3 separate regions of the Homo sapiens genome follow, and regions 2 and 3 are each linked to region 1. A link is a loop called in an ENCODE intact Hi-C map of the cell type or tissue named here. Cell type or tissue: heart left ventricle. All regions are shown on one strand. Each heading gives the region's core, and the rest is flanking DNA. Links, peaks and the distances in the headings are about the cores only.

What was found. Hi-C counts contacts between places; a loop is a spot of excess contacts. Peaks named below come from ENCODE experiments on the same cell type or tissue, not always from the same donor. Only the 100,000 strongest peaks of a DNase experiment are listed, where the experiment ranks them.
Region 2: a loop joins it to region 1, with 8 times the contacts of the local background. A loop is called at or near these places in 19 of 110 quality-filtered maps.
Region 3: it touches region 1 in a loop (10-fold over the local background); 19 of 110 quality-filtered maps call a loop at or near these places.

What each region holds. Positions count from the first base shown.
Region 1 is chr20:22,859,571-22,865,395 of GRCh38, reverse strand. No RefSeq gene overlaps it. Among named protein-coding and RNA genes, the nearest start is that of SSTR4, 170 kb to the left of the region's middle. In heart left ventricle, for the core only: CTCF peaks have their summits at 2,349 and 2,559; DNase peaks (open chromatin) are centred at 2,375 and 3,255; H3K27ac peaks cover 2,212 bases.
Region 2 is chr20:22,981,918-22,987,742 of GRCh38, reverse strand. No RefSeq gene overlaps it. Among named protein-coding and RNA genes, the nearest start is that of SSTR4, 50 kb to the left of the region's middle. In heart left ventricle, for the core only: no CTCF peak of the experiment used is centred there; a DNase peak (open chromatin) is centred at 2,932; H3K27ac peaks cover 2,031 bases.
Region 3 is chr20:22,974,759-22,980,583 of GRCh38, reverse strand. No RefSeq gene overlaps it. Among named protein-coding and RNA genes, the nearest start is that of SSTR4, 58 kb to the left of the region's middle. In heart left ventricle, for the core only: no CTCF peak of the experiment used is centred there; no DNase peak of the experiment used is centred there; H3K27ac peaks cover 1,730 bases.

The sequences.
Region 1 (5,825 bases), core at 340-5,339:
TGTCTCATTTCAAAATGTATATTTTATCCCTACATAAACTACAGTGCAAGAAAGGATCTTATTTTGCTATTTTTGGACATGGTTTTCTGGAATTCCATGAAAGTCATTTTGCAGTGACTTCCCTCATAGAACTGTAAGATTCTCATCTAACTCCAGAGTCACTGCATACCTGACTCATGAAGACCTTTTCTGTCTGCATGAGCCCCTTAGATGCTCCTTCTATTGAACTCAACCTGAGTTTACCTTCCACTCTGGACATGGGTCAGGGCTCTGATTCTACCCTCCAGAGGAAGGGCAGCCCCTGCTGCCCCTGTTCCATTTCTTGGCAGCTATTTGGGGTGCATGGTGTGTGGTGTTTGCTATAGAAGGATGCCACTGAAAGGTTCTTCTAAAGAGACTAGGGGTGGCATTGCTGAAGCCAGGAAACTCTCTTAGGGGTGGTATTTTAGTTTCTTTTCCATAGCAAGGCCTGAATAAAGGCCTGCATGAAGGGTAATCTTACATGTCTTCCCTCCCTTCTTTGTTTTTATTTTAAAATTTCTTAAAGAGATAAAACATTTTTCACAGGTCAATTTTCCTAGAAGCAAAGCCCAAGGTAAGAATTATTTTGAATTATTTACTAAATGAGCATTTTAGGAGAAGAGATAGGAAAGAAATGAGGTGGGGCAGAGGAAAGGGCCAGGTGAAAATGTGGTGTTGCTGGGGTCTAATCTCAGCGTGACCCTACATGTAGCATGACAGCACTATAGGTTTATCCCACTTCAAAGCAAGGGGACCAGTCTTTTGTATTCCTGTGTCAGATACCAATGGATGTGTATGCTGCCTGATATTTCAGGACAAGTGGAAACCATTGGCCAAAGGCAGTTCTTCAGAAAAGTATGCAGCTGTGAAATGTTAGCAGCCCACATGCCCAGCAATTGGGGATGAGTGCAGGGTCCTGATAAAGGAATCTGGGTTAACACAGGACAGGGCACAAATTACTGTTAGGAGAACCCTGCTTTCTTGCTTTTTTTTTTCTGTTATGCCCTGAGAACTTCTGTGCATGTAACGTGTCCTTGTGGAATAAAGGTTCATGAGCTCAGAGACTTTACATCTGAAAATCAAAACAAAATCTTTTTATGTCAAGGGTTGCCCTGCTTGTCCCCATCATGCCCAAGATAGTGGTGGACGCAAGGCGGTAACCTTAAAGTGTGTGTTGTTGAGTGGCTAGTGCACTTGAAGGAGAATGGCTCAATAACATCTCCAGAGCAGCTGTACATCCCAGTGGGTGGGGGGCAGTGGAGAGGTCATGGGGAGACAGTGGGTGGTCTTGCACAGAAAGTAACATGAAACTCTCAGTCCTGCCGACCACGAAATTCATTTGCAGCTCAGGGTCCAGCCAGTTTATGCTTCTTCACATCAAAACGTTTCAGACACAGCCAGGATCATGGAAAAATCATTGCAAAACTTGAGAGCCTTTAGTTTCAAGCAGCCAATTCCAGGAATATCCACAGGCAGCTGGCATTTTGCAGAGCATTAGGGGGAGCAAATCACTGGAGAAATTAGTTTACAAACTTTTTTTTTCAAAGTGAATGCAGAGCATAGTCATAGTCAGAGAATAAGGACTTTTTGCATACAATAATAATGTCCTTGAAAAAGCAATATAACAGCCCAATAAAGATCAAGGTGGGCTAAGAAATACATGGGGTTCCTACAAGAACAGAACAAAAATAAGTGAAAGACCAACTGAATAAGGATGGAAATTTCTGTGTCTAGGAAGAAATAAATGCTTTCCACAGAGCTCATTAGAGTCACCTTTTGCAGTTATTGAGCATATTTGTGTTTAAATTAATTGGATGGTGAAAAACACATGGCACATTTCCCTAATTCAGATAGCATAAGATGAAAGACAAAGAACCAACTCAATAACAGATTTTTTTTTCAAGAGAGGAGCATGACATAAAATGTAAACTCTGAGGGTAAGATGCATCTCAATTTCAGGAATATGAAGAATGTGAGGGTGGAAGGGAAGGGTGTGTGTTGGAATCAAAATGTGGGAATACAATAGTTTTCTTTCTGAAGTGCAAGTTTAATAATGCTCTAAAGTTTTATTATTTCACAGTATTTGCAGGTAAAGAAAATATGTAACTTGTTTTTTCCTCACCTGAGTATTATAGGAAGGATCCTAGTGTCAGGACTGGCCAAAAACAGGGCAGAGTCTCATTTTTTTCAAGGCCTATTCCTGTCTGGACTTTTGTCCATTAGAATGGGACAATAGCCATTTTCGTGTTTGGCATCTTCATGCAGGCGTCAGGAAGCTGAATTACAAAAAGGAGCTCAGAGCCAAAGAGACCTGAGAGCCTGCCCTGGCCACGGCAGCTCTTGAGGTCTTTGGTTTTCCAGGAAAAGACGTCGCGTGGGCCCGGGAGGCTGCGCTTCCAGGAAGGACCCTTATTATAAAGTTTAAAGGCAGGGGCTGCCGTTCCACATTCCTTAAGCTAAATTCACACTTGGGACCTTCAGCAGTGAATATGTATTTCCTTAGAAATCCCTGGGGTTATAATATTTATAGCCAGAGGTGGGGCTGTTCCATCTGGGAGGGTGTCTGATCCTTCAGCAGAGTTGAAAACCAATGTATACCCAGAGCGCATCCATCTTCATAACCACCCTGCAGGTTTGTACGAACAGGAAGAACAAAGGGCTTGACCAAATACTTATTGTGAATTTTCTGTGTGTTTAATGATCATCAGCTGTTGGTGAAAAAAATGAATAAATATTCAAAGCACTTTCAAGTTTTAATTATCTGTGTGAAGCCAAAGGAGTAAGGAAACCACAGTCCTTCAATTAAACACTCACAGGTAACCCAAACCTGTCACCTGTTCACTTTTCTGCCAAGATTTTTCTATACTGATTGCCTCAGGTGTGAGTGTGAATTGTGGAAAATGTCTAAAATGGAGCCATTAAGCACATCAGTACCAAGTGCATTTGTCTTAAAATACAATTTTGACACCTACTCTGTAAGTCCCAGAATTGGCCTTGAAGGTGAAAGGCGAACCAGACATTGTCCACCTTTGTCACCCTGATGTGCGCAGAGGCTGAGGGGACCTCACTCTTTCTTGCTGAGCTAGAAAAAAATGTGTGCGAGTCCAGGGGAGGGTGCCGTTTTTCCATCCTTTTCAGAAAGGATATTGATCATATCCTTTTCCTTCGTGTCATCACAGGGGCGGCTGCTCCAGGAAACCCGGCTCCTCCTTGATGAGGCTCAGGAACATGATTCCAGGGCAATGCACACCACATCCTGCCCCTCCCTGCGCATCCCTGAGGCTTCAGCGCCGCTCCCCTGGCTCCAGGCACATCTTGCCAGAAGCCCCTCTGTCCTGCAAATCAGCAAGACTTGCCTGGTCTTTTGATGGTTGAAAGGGTTTTTTTTTTTATTTTTTGCTCTGCAGAACATAAACATTCTGCCTCCAGTGTGTGTGCTGCTGAATCTGCTCCCCACATTACTGTAAGAAAAATTGTCCCCAAATTTACATCTGTGCATTAAATGACTCAGTGGTTACCCATTGCTGCTATATAACTTAATACTGACCTCGAGGGGTTGTTGTTGGAATAAAAGAGGCCTGTGTGAGTCGGTGTAGCTCATAGTCGGCACGCACTAGTGTGACATCACCCTCTTTGCTCCAGCTTCATGACCGGCCTTGCTGTGTTCTGACACCACAACTTTCAGTTGCTGATAATTCAGACTTCATCCGGACTCCTGATACTCCTGCGCTCTTTCTCTGGGTTAAGGACCAGGATTGCAGAGGGCATCCTCAATGGAAAGAGAATGCAGGTGGCTATGAACCCTGCAAGGTGCATAAAATCAAATTTATGGGCATAGAAAACAAAAGGAAGGCTGGAGATGGTGGCCTGTTCTCTCCGTGTGGAAACCCTTTTGTGAGTCACTCTCATTACGCTTCAGTTCCTCACATGACAACATTCCCCAGCAGCAAAGCAAATGGGTTCTTCAGCAAGATGGTGCCTTGTTTTGATTACTGGGGATTACTTAAGCCATGAAGAATAGCTTCCATGCTAGTGTCAGTAATGAAAAAGCCGTGGAGATGATGTCATTATTACTTATTTTTGAGCCCCAGTAGAATATTTGTTATTTGTTAGAACACCAGACCACGTAGTTTCTTACCACAGGGACTTCCAGTCTCATACCGTGTATAATGCACTCACCGTGTACAGTACAATAAACCAGATGATATGTCGTAAAAAGGCGGTCATCCTTACTTGGAGTTTCCCACTGCTGATTCTATTAACATTCAGTACAGACCCTTCATTCCAAAGATAGGCATCATACTGTCAGAGCCTCTTAGCGTGTTTACCAAGCTTGCCACCAGCTCATCAGCCCCCTTAACTTCCAGGAGTGGATCTGAGGAGCTCTGTGGTTTGCTCATGGTTACCTCTCCACCCTGGCCATGGTTCATTGGGCTGTATGTGGACCCTCATGCAGCTGCGCCTGTCGGGGTCCTGTTCTGAGAGTTCAGGACGGGACTCAGATGCCCAATCTGGGCAAGTCTCTTAAATGGAAGGAGCAGGGTCACATCTTACACCCACCAAAGCTCTCTAAAATCAGAGAGAATAAATAAGATGTCCAGAGGGAGGCAGCCCTGGCTGTGTGCTTGGTTTTGATCCTTTATAAGACATGGTCTCAAGTCTGGAGATACAAATTTCCCCTTTCGACTTAAGCTAGCTCACAGTGGTTGTTCCTTGAAAACAGAGTCCTTATCCAGTGTCTCCCACCAGCTCCAAAGCTGGATGCAAGAACATGAGTTTGCTGGGTATGCACATGAGCCAATGGTGCCGCCAGACTCTTTGAGCCCTCGGTGGCCTACCGTGGGGCCCTCAGGACCATTGGCTCAGTCTTGCCTCCTACAAATAAATGTTAAAAGCAGGCCAGGAAAGTAGTAATCTATACATGGCCCAGCAGTTTGGAAGTAGTTTTGCCCAAATGTGTGGTAGCCTACAAAAATCTAAATGCTCAGGGGCCAAGCCACTGACACATTTTAGATTTCTGCCATACTCAGAGAAATGTCAGATGCTGAGGGCTTTTCGGTTGCCTGCATACATTGGACATTTATGGATTTCTCTGTCCCATGTCTTGCAGCTCTTACTACCCAAGCCCTGTATTTTTACCCCTTCTACTTGTTACCTAGTTTGATTATACTGCTCATTGAGTTAGAGAGAGAGAGAGATAGGGAGGAAGGGAAAGAAAGACTAGAACCCAAGATCCCCTACTCCCACTTCCCAATTAATTCATTATTTGCTCATTCAACACCTATTTTATTGTGTTTCTGCTATGAGTTTGCCACTGTACTGGGCCTCTTGGACATAGTGGAGAACAACATTGGTGAGGGTCTTGTTTCCATGGAGCTTCTACTCTAGTGGAGACAAATATTAAGCCAATCATTACTACACAGAGGGAGAAGGCAATTGGTCTAAACTGGAGTAGAATCCATTGGATAGAGAACTCCCTAAGGAAGTGAAGCTTAGGCCTGAGCTCTTAAACATGTACAGAATTAAGTGGGGCCAATATATTTGTGCAGGATGTGATGGAGTGGGCATTCCAGGCAGAAGAAACAGCATGTGCAAGGGCCCTGTGGTGGGAGATGGCACGGTATGCTCCAGAGTCTGTGAGAAGGCCAGTGTGGCTAACACAGAGATGTAGGGAGCAGAACGAGGGAGGCCAGGCTGGCAACAAATCCTGGCTGTACCCAGGCCATTGTCCATGCCAAGGATTCTGGCTTTTGGTCTAACAGTGGGAAAATGGAAAGTCACTGAACTGGTTTAAGCTGGGGGAT
Region 2 (5,825 bases), core at 491-5,490, 120 kb before region 1:
AGCAGGGAGGGATAGCATTAGGAGATATACCTAATGCTAAATGATGAGTTAATGGGTGCAGCACACCAACATGGTGCATGTATACATATGTAACAAACCTGCACATTGTGCACATGTACCCTAAAACTTAAAGTATAATAATAATAAAAATAAATAAAAAGCATGAAAAGACCAAAAAATTATTTTAAACTCACACACACACAAAATTCTACCAAAATTTTACTGCATGTCATTTTTTTTTTTACCTTAGTAACAATACATGCTTTTTTCTTTCTCTACCAGCATTTTCATACACTTCATATGCACAGACAAATAATTTTGTGAGTGCATTTTTGCCTGTCGTTTTTCAGTTTGCTTTTAGTCTGCACAGAACAAAGCTCTCATGAACATTGCTTTACTGAGGGCATACTATTTCATTGTGTGACTGGACCATAATGAACTCGGCATCCTTTCTTAGGACACTTAAGTATTTGCAATTGTTTTCTATTTTATAAATATTTTTCCTTGCATAATGCAGCCACTGCATTTTAGATTTTTTTAAATAATTTTCTCATGTATTGAATTATTATTTTTTTTTGAGACAGGGTCTTTCTCTATGTCCCAGGCTGGAGTACAGTGGTGTGATCATGGCTCACTGTAGGCTTGGCCTCTTGAGCTTCAGCAATCCTCCCACCACAGCCTATTTTTTGTAGAGACTATGCCTCACTGTGTTGCCCAGGTTGATCTCAAACTCCTGGCCTTAAGCAATCCTCCTGCCTCAACCTCCCAAAATGCTGGAATTATAGGTATGAGCCACTGCATCCAGCCCCAGGCGTTAAATTAATGAAGTGAAAGTTATTATTTAAAAATAGTTATTCATATATGCAGTAAGAGAGGAAGTGATGTTTCAGGGACTCTGAGTCTGGGGGAAAAGTCTTTCAGAGTCAGTCAATCCCTGAGCTGAAAATTCACTAGACCAGATGTTTCCTGATGCTGATAAAAAATTATCAAAGTCATAAATGTTTTCAAAGTTTATACTTTTAATATGTGTAAAACCTTTGGAAATTATCACAACTTACAATGTGTGATTTGTGATTGGTCTTGTTTCTTTCTGGAGGACAGGATGAAGAATGAGGTCAGGCTACATCTTTCAGATTGGCAGGTGGCACCTTCACCCACGTTCCTCACATAGGCCCCCCTGCCCTCCCCCGGCTCTGCCATGTGCATGCACACACTCACACACTCACACAACGCTGACACAACTCCACACACTCACACTGATGAGGATTGCCAGGTAAAATCCAGGTATAAGATGCGCAGTTAAATTGAATTTCAGTTAAACGATGAATACTTTTTGAGTATAGATATGTCCCATGCAACATTTGAGACATTACTTATACTAAAAATCTATTTGTTGTTTATTGGAAATTCGAATTTAACTGAATGTCCTTTTATTTGCTAAACCTGGAAACTCTACTATTCCCACAAACATACATACACCCAAACATGATCACATGACTCGCACATATACACACTTTCCTTTGCATTGTATACTGTTTATTTGCTTATTATAATATAAATGGGTACCCCAACCACTGAAATGAAAAGCACATGTCATGGCAGTAGCTTGATATATACTTTTAATAAAATTACAAACAAATCTCATGTCTTACAGGTGACCATCCTAGAGCATTAAAAACAGATCCTGGGTTGGGCAGGGTGGCTCACGCCTGTAATCCCAGCACTTTGGGAGGCCGAGGCAGGCAGATCACGAGGTCAGGAGATCGAGACCATCCTGGCTAACACGGTGAAACCCCGTCTCTACTAAAAATACAAAAAATTAGCCGGGCATGGTGGCGGGTGCCTGTAGTCCCAGCTACTCGGGAGGATGAGGCAGGAGAATGGCATGAACCCAGGAGGTGGAGCTTGCAGTGAGCCAAGATCGCGCCACTGCACTCCAGCCTGGGTGACAGAGCGATACTCCGCCTCAAAAAAAAAAAAAAAAAAAACAGATCCTATTGTGTCTGGAATTCTAGTGGCCAAAGTGAGTTCCAAATTCTAGTGGCACAGCGATTTTCACAAAAGAGGCCAGCACACAGGCCACCGTCAGATAGCTCAGGGTGATGTGGTCCTCAGCTCACTGCTCCCCCTCACTCTTGGCAGCTTCAGATCTCCCTGTAAATGCTTCCCCTTGCACTTCCTAAGTTCTGGGCATGTTTATTTTACAGAAAAGGGTCTCAGCCCATCTGGGATTTGTTTGGAAGGGATATAGCCTCTCTGCTTTCTTTATAAAAGTAACCCCGAGTCTTTCTGTAAGTGGGCCAACTGTTAACTCAGCAGTGGGCCTCACCTTTTCCTGGGTGTGTTTCTGGAAGCAGTGTGTGGAGCCTGAATGTTAACTGTTTCATGCGTTGTGCCCCACGCACTGTCCCCTGCTTGGTCTTCTTTAAAATAACCTCTACAGGGCTGCCTGCCCCTCTCTTCTTTGTCCTCAGGGCCCTCAGTTTTGCTGAACAAGTAGGCAAGCTCAGCTTATCTTACGTGAATGAGTGAATGAGTGAATGAACCGGAGATTGGATTCCAGCTCCTTTTAATCTGTTTGTAGTTTATAATTTTCACCATGAACAAGTGGTGCTCTTGTAGTCAGTGATCATTGAATTCAAACTAAGTGGGTCCACCACGACCAGGACATTCAAAACCATCTAAATTTTGTATATAATTCCAGGAATAACTTGAGAACTATTCTGCTTATTCCTCTTGGTATAAACTGAAGGTGTGTGGAATAGTAATAAACCAGGCCAAAGAGTAAAAGGACACCCCAAATATTCATATGCCACAACTTCTTTCAGTGAAATGAAGGAAATGAAGAAAAAAAAGAGCCACAGCCTATGCAAGCTGGCAGTGGTTAGGGAACCAGCGGCTCCAGGGTGTGCAGTGAAGGGGAAATGCGCTCCTGGGGCTGCTGAGTCGGTGAAGGCGGTGTTGTGGTTTTCCTGCAGGCTTTCACATCCACGTTGGCTAGTGCTAAAGGAAAATCCACTCCTTTACTTAGAGCTCATGGTTTCCTCCCATCCGTAGAAACTGAGGCTCTGCGGATGTGGCTCAGGGAGAGGTGGTTGGCATCATGAGAAGCGGCAATCATTCAGCATCAGGCTTTTTCTTTCTTCCAAGGAGCATGCAGAACTTTCTGCACACTTATTTCATTAGTCCCCTGAAGAGCCTGGGGGTGGGGGAATTGCCAAGAAATGCTCTCCACGTCCCACACAATTGAAAACAGATCTGCCCAGGGTACAAAGGAGACCAAAGCAGGGTGCCTTCACTCCTCTGCACACTGCGCCAGGTCTGTAATGTGCCATCTTCAGCTCTTCATGCCAGAACATGTGGCTTAGTGCAAACAAACACATCCACATACCTAATCACTCTGTGAAATCCACATCTAAGTACACATTTGGCCCTTTCGACCCCCCAAGAGACTGCCTAACATGGGCCTGCTTTCTTGTAGAAAAAGCCTATTGTCATGAGGTCAGAGACTTGGTTTCTGAGAAGAGGAGACAATTGTTTTATCTGAGGAGGAAGGATGTAGGGGGGAGCAGAGGACAAGATGGCTTTTGTCTTTAATTGAGGATGTGTTTTCACAAACATAGAGAGAAGTATCTACGCATCTATGGATAGGCTCCGGCCATTGCAATCATTTGTCATCTTGCAAAAATAAAAAAGGGGACGACTCTTCAAAGAGACATAGCCTTAACTCCCCACCCCTTGAGCGGGGGCGGCTCTTATGCACTTCCACAGAGCAGAATGTGGAAAAGGGAAAGTAGCTTTGAAGCTGATAAAACTTACCACCCCCCGGCAAGAAGTCATGCCGATTATGTGCCTTTCATATGCTGTGAGGGTGCGATACTTCAATTCTGTGGTCTTCTCCCAAACCCCCAGTCCAACCATCAGAAATATGTCAGACAAACCCAAAAGGAGGGACATTCCACAAAATGCCTTACCAGGACTCCTCAAGACTATGACGGTCATCAAAACCAAGGGAAGTCTAAAAAATGGTCACAGAACAAAAAAGCCTCAAGAAGCCTGAGGGGCCTGGTGTGGTGGCACATGCCTGTAGTCCCAGCTACTTGGGAAGCCAAGGTGGGGGGATTGCTTGAGGCTAGGAATTTGAGGCTTCAGTGAGCCATGATTGCAACATTGCACTCCAGCCTGGGCAACAGAGCAAGACTCTGTGTCAAACAAAACAAGAGGCGCAAAGATGAGATGTAATCTCGTATCATGGGTAGGATCCTGGAACAGAGAAAGGACAAGAGGGAAAAACTACTGAAATCTGAATAACATATGGATTTAGTTAATAGTAAAGTACTGATATTTGTTGCTAGTTGTAACAACAATGTACCCAGTAATGGAGTTGATAACAATCAGAGAAACTGAAGAGGGGCATCCAGGAACTTTCTGTACTATCTTTGAACTTTTCTATAAATCTAATGCTATTCTAAAACAAAAAAGTTATTTAAATTTACAATAATAAAAAGGGGTGGTCCTGAGCAGAAGGTATACAACATCTATGCTTGCAAGGAAGATTTTTAGAATGTGGTATACAATTAAAGTTCTTGAGTTCTTTCCAGGTTATAGTAGAAAGAGAATTTTGAGGGAAGCTGATTATTAAATAATGAAATTCTCCAAGGCAAAAAGCACTTGCCTTATGCTAAAAAATGTGAACAGAAATACCCAATACCAAAAGAATCTGAAATTCAGCCCCTCTGTTAGAATTTGTTATATAGGCTTGGATACCAGTAAGCTGAGGTCATTTTTTTAGTGGGTAGAAGGGACTGTGGGACTGTGCAGAGTAAATTCTATGTGAGCCTCTGATGAAACATGGCAGACTGACCCCAAACCTTTGTCTTCACTTCCTCTCCAAATGACTGTGATGATGGTAAAGAAATAAACAAAACATAATAAGTACAAAGAACATAAAGAAGAAGCCATTCCTAGAATAATGTTGATGTGGTTTGGCTATATCCCCACCCAAATCTCTCCTTAAATTGTAGTTCCAATAATTCCCAAGTGTCATGGGAGGGATCTAGTGGGAGGAAATTGAATCACGGGGGAAGTTTCCCCCATGCTGTTCTCACAATATTGAATGAGTTCTCACAAGATCTGATGGTTGTATAAGCATTTGGCATTTCCCCTGCTGGCACTCATTCTCTCTCCTGCTGCCTTGTGAAGAGGTGCCTTCTGCCATGATTGCAAGTTTCCTGAGGCCTCCCCAGCCATGTAGAGCTGTGAGTCAATGAAACCTCTTTTCTTTATAAATTACCCAGTCTTGGGTATTTCTTTATACCAGTGTGAGAACGGACTAACACAGATGCTTTAGAAGAGAAACAGCTAATATCTACAAATAGCCTTCTCTGAGGCTGAATATCTGCCAGTCTAAATTCTCTCCCTATGAGAATTTGTAGATGAACTGGTGGTAACATACCTAGGCAGAAAGGCAGAAAAAAACATAAACTAAGTGGCTATGGAGGAGAGTAGCAGCAAGAAGTCAGCTGGTGCATCCTGCAGAAACCCACAATAGCCCTTGGGCCAAGGCACGATACCCCAAGGGCAGTGCTGAAAGACAGTCTGATAGAGGATTCAGTGGGTGCCTCCCTGATCCCAGGTTTCCCTCTCCCCAAAGGCAGGAGGTCAGTTTATTCTCTGGAGACATTGAACCAAGCTATTTTAGGATTCTGTACACACAGAAGAGGGTGCAGACCAGCCCGAGGGCCAACTATAGGGGGATTCTTTGAAATTTTTCATCATGAACAGTGGGGCCATTTTTCTGGCCCTTTCCTCTGACCTGTTCCCAA
Region 3 (5,825 bases), core at 491-5,490, 120 kb before region 1:
CAGATAAGATGAAGGAAGACCCAGAAATGAAAAATGTGATAGCCAAAAGCTTAGTTTGTTCTAGCTGCTGTAACAAAATGTCAGAAACCGGGTGGCTTTTAGAAAACAGAAATTTGTTTCTCACAGCTCTGGAGGCTGGGAAATCCAAGATCAAGGCATCAGCAGATTTGGTGCCTGGTGAGGACTCTCTGTCTGGTTCACAGGCAGCATCTTCTTGCTGTGTCCTTGGTTTTTTTGTTTGTTTGTTTGTTTGTTGTTTTTTGTAGACGGAGTCTCCCTCTGTTGCCCAGGCTGGAGTGCAGTGGTGCAATCTCGGCTCACTGCAACCTCCGCCTCCTGAGTTCAAATGATTCTCCTGCCTCAGCCTCCCGAGTAGCTGGGACTACAAGTGCATGCCACCATGCCTGGCCAATTTTTGTATTTTTAGTAGAGACAGGGTTTCACCGTGTTAACCAGGATGGTCTCGATCTCCTGACTTCTTGATCCGCCCACCTCAGCCTCCCAAACTGCTTGGATTACAGGCATGAGCCACTGTGCCTGGCCTCTCCCTTGGGTTTTTAAATTAAGGGCCCTAATATCATTCATGAAATCACCCTCCAAAGACTTTGCCTTGTAATATCATAATCTTAAAAGTGAGAATTTCGACACAGGAATTTGGGGTGAGGGACATATACATTATGACCATATCAATATTGTAGAGAAATATTAGAAGATTAAAGGACTCTTTTGGGAAGTAAAATAGACAAAAAAGAAGCAGAAAAATAGAGAAAAGAAACCTAGAGGCATCTTCTGTTCCAGAAGATGCAGCAACTGGCTCTTCAGAGTTCCAGGAAGGCTGAAAAGCATAAAGGAAAGGAACCTGTCAAATAAGCAGTGGAACAATTCTATACTCCTGAGGCATGTGTCTCCAAGTTAAAGAAGCCGTAAGAGTACCCCCCCAAAAGACAGGAGAAACATACATACCAAGGACACCTTCATGACATTTTGGGGTTCTAGAGAGAAAAAAAAAACGTCCTGAAGGTTGAGGGTGACACAGAGAGAGCAGAAAGGAGAGAAGATCCCATTAAAAAAAAAATCAGAAGGCAATGCTGGAAGGGAAGAAGTTAGTGCAGCAAAACCTTCAAATTCTAAAGTACAGCCTAGAATTCCACATCCAGTCAAATAATAAAGTAGAGGCAGAATCCAGATATCCAAAAATATCAGGTGTCTGCTTCCAGGAAGATAGAATAGATGGACTATCTATCTATCCATCCCTATCCATCCTGCTAAAAGTAACTAAAATTTGGGACATTGTGTGCAAAGCAAACATAAGCCTCTGAAAGGTGAAGAGAAAGAGGCAGATGGGCCAGGGACCCCAGGACCCAACGGATGACCTAGCGGTAAGTCCCAGGAATCTCTTTTTGATTCATATTCCAGAGTCAGAGCTAAAGAAGTGAGCCACCCAGAAATACCAACAGGCACAGGCAAGAAAGGCCCCCCAAAAGCCTGCTCTCTCTGGCCAAAGAACTAAGACTTGGCAAGACATAAAACCTTCAGGCACACTGCCAGTGAGAATGTAAATTGTATAACCTCTTTGGAGAACAGCGTGGAGATATGGCAAAGAACTAAAAATAGAATTACCCTTTGGAGTGGCAACGCCACTACTGTGTATCTACCCAGAGGAAAAGAAATCATTATATAAAAATGATACCTGCACTCATATGTTATCACGGCACTATTCGCAATAACAGTAATATGGAATCAGTTTAAGTGTTCATCAGCAGATGATTGGATAAAGACAATGTGATACATATACACAATGGAATACTACTCAGTCAAAAAAAATGAAGTCATGTCTTTTGAAGTAACATGGATGGAACTGGAGGCCGTTATCTTAAGTGAAATAACGCAGAAACAGAAAATCAAACACCACGTTTTCATTTATAAGTGGGAGCTAAATAGTGTATAAACTAGGACAAATTGTGAAATGATGGACATTGGAGACTCGGGAGGGTAGGGAATAGGAGACAGGTGGGTGATGAAAAATTACTTAATGGGTAGAGTACACATTATTTGGGTGATGGGTGCCCTAAAAGCCCAGACTTCACAACTATACAATATATTGATGTAACAAAATTATACTTATATCTCTTAAGTTTATACAAATTTAAAAAAGAAAGCCTGTTAGCAACATCTGCTTTACTCCATCTAAACACCACAGAAAATCGGCAGCCCCATCTCCACTCACCAAGGCCAGATGGGGAGCCTAGACTACCAGGCTAATGAGGAGTCCAGCCCCCACAATGAATGGGTCACCGTCAGAGAAGACTGAGTAGGGAGCCAAGACTTCCATCCCTGCCAGCCTGTGAAAGTCCCTCACTCCCATGTTACCAGGAAGACCGTGGAGGGAGCCTGGACTTTTTGTGGATGCTCATCAAGTTGGAAGAGTTTTCTTCTATTCCTATTTTTCTGAGAGTTTCATCATAATGGGTGTTGAATTTTGTCAAATGCTTCCCTTCCCCCTTGATATGACCATGTGATTTTTATTTAGTCCGTTAACATGGTGGATTATATTCATTTTTACATATTAAAGCAGCCTTGAACTCCTGGGGAAAAAAAATCTCACTTGATCATGGTATATAGTTATGTATTGCTGAATTCTATTTACTAATATTTTGTATGGATTATTGCATCCGTATTTTTTAGGGATAGTGGTCTTTGGGGTTTTTTAGTACTATCTGGTTTTGGTATCATAGTAATTCTATAATCACAAAATTAACTGGCATAGCATCCTTTCTGCCTTATTCTTTTGGTCAAGTCATCAGAGCCAGGATCAAGGGGAGAGCACATAGAGTGCAAAGAACTTTGGGGCCACATTTAAAGCCACCATAAAATTCAGTTAGGCATTCTGAATTATGACTCAAAAGGCATTATTTCAGGAACAATTTAATGGGGAATAATACTGTGCTTTCAGAACATCACAGGCTAAACTTTTGGGTGGGGGCAGAAGGAAGGGAACCATCTGCCTTTGTGGCTTGTCTGCATTGTTTCTATGGGAAATGTGTTCTGAATTCCTAAAACAATGTGCAAACAAGCTTTTTTAACTCAACCCTTTGTTTGCTGTATGATATTTCTTAATTCTGAAATGTAAAAAGCCAGTGGGGTAAGTCGTACAAGGTGACTGGCAGGACCTGCTGGAGCTGAAAAGGAATTGGGTAAGAAAATAGTGGCGATGGTTGCACAGCTTATTACAAGTGCCTGAAATTTGTTGGCCTGAAAGCCAAGGCTGATCTGTTACTGGATGATTGCCATTCTTAGACAAGTGATGGCAGATCCAAGGGTGTTGCTTCCTCTCATGTCCTCAGCGCTAGTGTCCTTGGGGACAGCAAGTGTTTTCCTGGCAAGCCACACTTTTCAGTTCTTTCATAGCTTTAGTCAACAGAAAAGCAGCCCTATGCTTTCCCACAAGCTAGTTGAGAGTTGTGGAACTCCACATTCCTGGATGTGCACAAATTCCTTGTGGTACCTCTTGCTTAGACTGGCGCCAGCCACTCTTGTTACAAGTTTACTTTACACTTAAACCCCTTCTCACAACATTTCCTGCCAGGTGGGGTGGTGAACCTAGCGGGGACTGTGATCTCTACAGTTTTAGGACCTCCTTTAAAGAATAGTCTGTCCATTAAAAGAACCGTCTAGATTTCTACTATGTGTCCCAAGTTTCTTAGTTTGCTTGTGTTGTCTCAATTTCCCCATTTGTAGAACTTCTTCTTCATGGACTTCCATCATAGAAGCTAACACCACAGGCAAGTTCCCTTCCCCACTGAGGGTGGGCTCACCCATGCTGGGGACTCCCTGCTCATCTGACCATTGATAGTTTGCCTCCTCTCATTGACTTCCGATTGTCTCTTAATTTGTTAAATATTTCCTTTGTTTCCTCTTGTTCCCCCAGAGGCTCAGTCGACTTTGTTCCTCTGCCTACCACCACCTCTGGGTTCTGGAACAGAATATCCAAGACCAAATTCTGTCATAGATGGCAGTACATGTGACAAGGCCATCCTCATGTCAGCATGTCAGGTGAGGGCAGGTTTGGGCACTCTGGCCTATGGGAAAACCCAGACGAAACCAATATGGATAGGGTATTGGTACAAGTAGCTCCCCACCCACCTGCTCACTCTCCTCCCAGTTCCTGTAGTCCTTGAATAGGTTCTGCACTCTAAAGCTTTGATATACATTTAATTGGTAACCGACAGCTGACTGAATTGTGAGGTGCTTAAAGAGGAGACAGGTTGTGCTACAGATAGACTGCAGTCAGTCACAAGATGTGTCTGGAATATGGGTTTTTTTGTGCCACGGACCTCTTTGGCAGTCTGCTGGAGCCTGTGAAACCTTTCTCAGAAGAAAGCTGATAAGTGCTGAAAATCAAATACGTGTGATTTAAAGAAAAAGCACTAAACTATGTAAGTATAGTCATGTCTATGTGGTTTTAGCTATTAACAGGTCCTAGCAGCAAGTGTGATAACTTCTATAATTTCCAAGTAGTGGGGAACATAAATGCTATTTGAAGATATATTTACATGTTTGAAATGAGATGAAAATATCTTCAATTTCTGCTGGAAATAAAGTCATAAGTCCTGATAATAAAACTCTAGCTTGTTGCCTCCATTCATGGTAGAAGGAGATGCCAAATTTCAGTTACAGGCTAGTGGAAATAAAGATGTAATTTCTTCTTAACCAAATTTCTGTCCTCAGACCTCAAGGTGGAGATCCCATCCCTGTTCCTAACAGAATTCTCCCCAAGATGAGAAGGACATTTTGTTAGGGAAATGGATCTTTGGCTCTGCAAAGGAGTCATCCTGGCTGCTCAGGAGTATGGGGGAGCTGTTGATCATATTAAATTGAGAAGGTTTTCTTACTGCCCCAGGAAGCCTGAATTCAAGTTCCTGGTGACTTGAGACAGAGGAAGGAGAGGCAAGCTAGATGCTTTGTGAGAGGGATTTGGACAAAGGCTTAGGGTAAGCGTAGGTGAGTATGTATGTGCGAGGTGGGGATGGCCTGTGCCCAGGGGAAACAGTGGTGCCTGCTCAGATTTAAGCTCTTTCCATTTTACCTATCATCCTCTGCTCTTCCAAAGTTCCATGCAAGGGTCCTTTGTTAGGTGCCAAGAAATGATGAAGAAGGGACAGTGTCAGTGCTTGAAGGAAATGAGAGATGGATAAGCCAACAGGCAAGCAAGGGAAGACCTAACACCTCCACTCCCCCACAGCTTTTAAAAAAGCCCACGTGGAAGCTCAAAGCTATGGAGGAGGATTCAATCACAAGATGTCCCAAGCTCCACCCCTAGCTGCCCTTGGGAATGTTTGGTTCATCATGGCTTGACATGTATGTGATACTTAGTATGACAAATATATAGTGAATACCATATAACAAAGTTTATTAACTACCAAAAGGTAAATTCCAAGAAGAAAAGAGTGACACAAATTTTGTTCCTTTCAGCTCATGGGGTGAGTGGAACAGGTGATTCTAGAGAGATGAAGAACTTGTTTTCTGAGTGGTCCAACTTTGATTTTCCAAGTTAACTATTTGGAGTCCTGAACAAAACAGGTAAAGAAGAGCAGCTCTGACTAAGGTCAGACGGGGCTCTGGACCAGCATTCCTGTGCCTGTACCTTTATGAAGCCCAGGCAGAGGGACACTGCCTCTTCCAGCTCCAAGGAATGGATCCATAATAATGACTGGGCCATGGATCAACAGGCAGCACAGCCTACGATCCTGGATTAGCCCTCCTGCCCATCCCCAGAATTCCTGTAAGCTCTTTATCCAGGCAGGAACAGAGCCCTAGGCATGTTC